Regions from separate parts of the Homo sapiens genome. Here region 2 is linked to region 1. Evidence: chromatin loops called from intact Hi-C (ENCODE). Cell type or tissue: Caco-2. All regions are shown on one strand.

What was found. A loop is a pair of places that touch in the nucleus more often than their neighbours do. Peaks named below come from ENCODE experiments on the same cell type or tissue, not always from the same donor. Only the 100,000 strongest peaks of a DNase experiment are listed, where the experiment ranks them.
Region 2: a loop joins it to region 1, with 5 times the contacts of the local background. A loop is called at or near these places in 1 of 110 quality-filtered maps.

What each region holds. Positions count from the first base shown.
Region 1 is chr12:63,083,497-63,085,996 of GRCh38, forward strand. No RefSeq gene overlaps it. Among named protein-coding and RNA genes, the nearest start is that of AVPR1A, 66 kb to the right of the region's middle. In Caco-2, no CTCF peak of the experiment used is centred here; a DNase peak (open chromatin) is centred at 1,255.
Region 2 is chr12:62,580,941-62,583,440 of GRCh38, forward strand. All of the region lies in intron 32 of MON2 (MON2 regulator of endosome-to-Golgi trafficking), which reads left to right. Among named protein-coding and RNA genes, the nearest start is that of MIRLET7IHG, 21 kb to the right of the region's middle. In Caco-2, a CTCF peak has its summit at 1,015 (motif pointing right); no DNase peak of the experiment used is centred here.

The sequences.
Region 1 (2,500 bases):
TTATAGTGCACATGGCTGGAAGCACTCGCTAATATCCACTCACTCCTACTTGGTTTAGGGACATCACTTACTTTTCATGTCTATATGACCCTTTTGCTTAACATTGCTCAAAAGTGAGTGTCTCATATTAACAAATTTCCTAATTGTTTAGGTAACTGATGTTTAGTCTTGTATTGGTCAGTGTTCATTCAGGCAAATGGAAGTTGTTCTTTGTATTTCAATACAGGAGATTCAAGGTTTCATCCCTGTCAAATGGGCTAGGGAAAGGGCAGGTCAAGAAGCCCACTACCTACAATCTCAGCCAGCAACACTGAAGTAGGTTGTCCTCAAGACCTTGCCAGACACAGACACTGCTGTGTGCCTCGTATCCACCATCTGGTCAGCATCTGCCTGCAACTGCCACTCAAGAATAATGGGCTGTCCTCCCCTTTAGAATCTCCCCAAGTGCCCTGTTCCAATTTTCATGTCCCCATTCTTTTCCAGGCAACACTTTAACTTTTACGAAAGAGGCCTGACAAGGCTCACTGTGATTTCAGCTTTCATTGTTACCCAGTCACCCATAGGATCCAATTTTAGATTTGGCTCTCAGAAATCTTAGCTCTGCAGCTACAAGAAATAAAACGTTCTTTCAGAACATAGAAGCTTTTTTGGTTCCTTGCTTGAGAATTTATAGATCATCCTTCCGTAAGTTTCAGTCTTAGATATCCAGCCAGCTCCATCGTTGTTGTTGTCAAACTTTCTGCTCAAAGATTCTCTTGAAGAAGTCATATGGTCTTTCAACACTTAGCTTTCTTATAGGCTCATAATTCCAGGAAACTAAAAGTGGAAATTAAAAAATTATTTAGCCTCCGTACATTGTATACCAACAAAGTTTTTTTTTTTTTTTTTTGCTAGCAGTGAGGCCATTACATTCTTTAACTCTATTCAGATCAGAGAACTCATCCCGGATTCTCTTCTTTGAGGTTCTGTTTTCCTGAAATTGCTGCCAGTAGCAAAAATTCTAAGAGCCAGACTTCAGTCATTAAATCAGAAGTCACTCTGTATGGCTGTAACTCATGTGGCTGACCTTATTTACTCAGTTTCCAGCTCCTTCAGAGGTCAAACTGATATTGCATAGCCCAAGGTTTCCACCATAACTAGGACCATTAGCATAAACTATCTGGATGACCCAAGGTCCAAGGTAGACAAAAAAGAGTCTTATCAGGCAGGATATTTCCAGGTTCTTAGAGGTTATCATCCAGGAGTCAGTCAAGGGGCAAACTTTTCTTTGGAACACGCAGGGTTTGTGCAACTCAGGTCTACTGAGTTAATCCTTTATTGCATACACAGATTCACTGAAATTTGTATCTTAAGGAACCTCAGAGATTATCTGGTTAAACCTCTTTTTTTGTAGGTAATAAAAACAGATGGATGTGGATTTAAATTCCAATGTTACTACTTATAAACTGTGAGGCATTGGAGAAATTACTTAACCTCTCTGAGCCCAATTTTTTGCACAGATTCTTAGTTAACAGAGTTATAGTCAAGATGAAGTGAGAACTTATCCAAACGCTCACGCTAAATCAGTGGTTAAAATATAGTAGGCCTAAAAACAATAATTTTTTTCTTATTCAATAAGCTTATCAAGAATATATTATTATACTGATGCAGGTAGGAGAAAAAGTTGCTGCTCTATTAAAAATAAGCATTTTGATAACTAGCACTGTAGAAACATTTATATAAGAAGAGATGTCGCTTTGTTTTGGAAAATGCCTTGAAGGCCCCTTTTGAGAGTCAAGAGTGAGGCTCTCTAGGACTTAGTATGCAAAGAAAGAAACGAACTGCTTTGCAAAATGCCTTGAAGGCCCCTGTGAGAGTCAAGAGTGAGGCTCTCTAGGACTTAGTCTGCAAAGAAAGAAATGAACTGCTTTGCAAAATAATTGGATGAAAAGACAGCAAGGCAGGAGAGAAAAAGTAGTGAAAGACTGGAGCGAAGGGTAAAAACGAGGAGTTGAAAATATTTTTTGCAGAAGTTGGTCAGTGCCAGGTTGTTAAAAGCCTTCAAATCTACATAAATTAGTTTCCCAAAGTCTCAGAGCTGGTTAATGAAAGAGCTGAGATGAAAAGGTCTTTTTAGAAAACCACATTGCCTCTTTAAGAACCAAAGTTGTTTTTTTTTTTTTAAACCACTTTCAATATTTAATGATACTTTGGGGTATTAAACAGAGTATACAACCCTTTTGCTAATATCTGAGATTCTCAGAAGCTGCCCACCAAATATCTGGGTTAATACTGTATTTCACATAGTTAATTAAATATTTACTCACCAAAAAGGAAATAGTTTTCAGCTAAGTTTCAGAGAAGGCTTATGGGAAAATAGTCAGGAACCACCGTTTCATTACAAACATTTCAAGAGAAAACAAAAGAGTGCCTCATGCCTGAATACTTTTGGTGACTTATAATAAAAAAATAAAGTTTCCTGAGCTTATTGTTATTACTTTGCATTGATAAATGCCCATGG
Region 2 (2,500 bases), 500 kb before region 1:
CCTCAACATTTTTTAAGGGAATTAACATTTACTCAGTGCCAACTATGTACAAGATACTATGCTAGAATGTTATATTATTTCTCACAACATTTCTGTGAGGATAGGTAAGACCATATTACAGGAAAGAAAATTGATTTAGAAAGGTTGAAAAAATTGCTCACAATCTTAGGGCTAGAGGCCAAATTCATGCTTAAAAAGAACTACATGCTTCTTTTCATTATATCATGCTGCCTTAATTGGGAACTGATATATAAATTACTGTTTGTTATTAATTCTCTTTTTGTAAACCTGAGCTCAAGTCTTAAACTGTGGCATCAGCCAGGTGCAGTGATTCATGCCCATAATCCTAGTGTTCTGGGATCGCTAGGTGGGATCCCAAGGTGGGAGGATCGCTTGAGGCCAGTAGTTTGAGACCAGCCTGGGCAGCACAGTGAGACTGCCTCTGTCTCTACAAAAGATTTTAAAATTAGCTGGGCATGGTGACACATGCCTGTAGTCCTAGATACTCGGGTGGCTGAAGTGGGATGGCTTGAGCCCAGGAGGCCGAGGTGACGGAGTTATGATTGTACCACTGCATTTTAGAGTGCACTCTGGGCAACAGAGCAAGACTCTTGTCTCATATATATGTATATATGATTTAAAAACTACATTTTGGGAGGCCGAGACGGGCAGATCACTTAAGGTCAGGAGTTCAAGACCAGCCTGGCCAACACGGTGAAACCCTGTCTCCACTAAAAATAATTAGCCAGGTGTGATGGCATTTGTCTGTTATCCCAGCTACACAGGAGGCTGAGGCAGGAAAATTGCTTGATTCGGGAAGCGGAGGTTGCAGTGAGCCAGGATCACACTACTGCACTCCAGCCTGGGCGACAGAGCGAGACTGTCTCAAAAACAAAAAAGAAAAAAGAAACTGTAAATTTGTGCCATGCAGATCCTTAATCCTCAGAATTTACTAGAGCCTTAACTAGCTTCTCCTATTTTGTGCTGAGCATTTTAAAGAGCATTTATGTGTACAGTTTGACCACTAGATGTCTCTCATACTGCTCACTTCACATACTAGTTCTTTTTTCTAGCCCAAACAGTTTTTAAAACTGGCCTGGTAAAGTGTGGGTTTAGCAAACATGAGAATCTCGGGGAAAATTTTAAACCCCGCTTATCTTAATGTAGCCAACTTTTTATTATTAAGAGTATGTGAAAATATTTAACTTTTAATAAAATACACATTAAGAACAATATTCACAATTAGGTATAAATGTCCAAAGTTAAATAAGGGCTATTGAGTTACCAAGTATACTTTTACTGGCAGTTTTCTGATAATATATCTTGCTATGTATAGTATTAAATTTACCAAGACAAGAAAGGTGCATGGACATTCTTTCAGTGACTTTGCCATATGACACATGTCTTCTCAGCACTAACTTGGAGTTTTCCAACACCTGGGAAGCTTCACGTGAGAGTCCTTCACCACCACAACAATGCTCCTGCTCATTCCTCTCATCAGACAAGGGCAATTTTGTAAGAGTTTCAGTGGGAAATCATTAGGCATCCACTTTACAGTTGTAATTTGGCTCTTTTTGTTTTCTTTTTGTTTCGGATCTTAAAATACCATTGAAGGACAGCCTTTTTCTTCAGTCAATAATGTAAAAAAGACAGCATTGACATGGTTAAATTCCCAGGACCTCAGTTTTTTACAGATAAACTAAATGGCTGGTATCATCGCTTACAAAAGTGTCTTGAACTTGATTGAGCTTATGTTGAAAAATAAAGTTTGTAGTTTTCATTAAAAAAAAAAAACTTAGAGTTTTCCTTAAACATATACATACAAAACTTTTATTTGCTAAACAAGGCCAACCTGTAAACACAGAGGTTCCAGTGATGATTGGCCTTTTGCTTTTAAGTATGATCTGATAGTCAGAGCTCACAGACATTTGAGGAAATTCTCTAACACCAAAGAGAAAGACCAAAACAAATGAAGAGAGAGTAAAAGAAATTGGAAGGAAACAGATAAAATGCAGAGTCACTGAAAACATAAAACCAGTTAGGATGATCAAAGAGATAAAAGAACAATTTAAAAAATGCTACATAAAAGGAGCAGTAGAAAAAGAAAGAAGGCTGGGCACGGTGGCTCAGGCCTGTATTCCCAGCATTTGGGAGGCCGAGGCAGGAGGATCACTTGAGCCCAGGAGTTTGAGACAAGCCTGGGCAACATGGCAAAACCCCATCTCTACAAAAAATACAAATGTTAGCTGGGTGAGGTAGTTTATGACTGTAGTCCCAGTTACTTGGGAGGCTGAGGTGGGAGGATCACCTGAGCCCAGGAGAACAAGGCTGCAATGAGCTGTGATCACACCACTGCACTCCAGCCTAGGTGACAGACTAGAGACTCTGTCTCAAAAACAAAAAAAACAAGACGAGAAAGAACTCATAGAAACTAAAGATGTAGAGTTCAGTGAAAGGTAGAAAGGAGAAGTAAAATGAATCCAGGGAGCCTAACATCTGA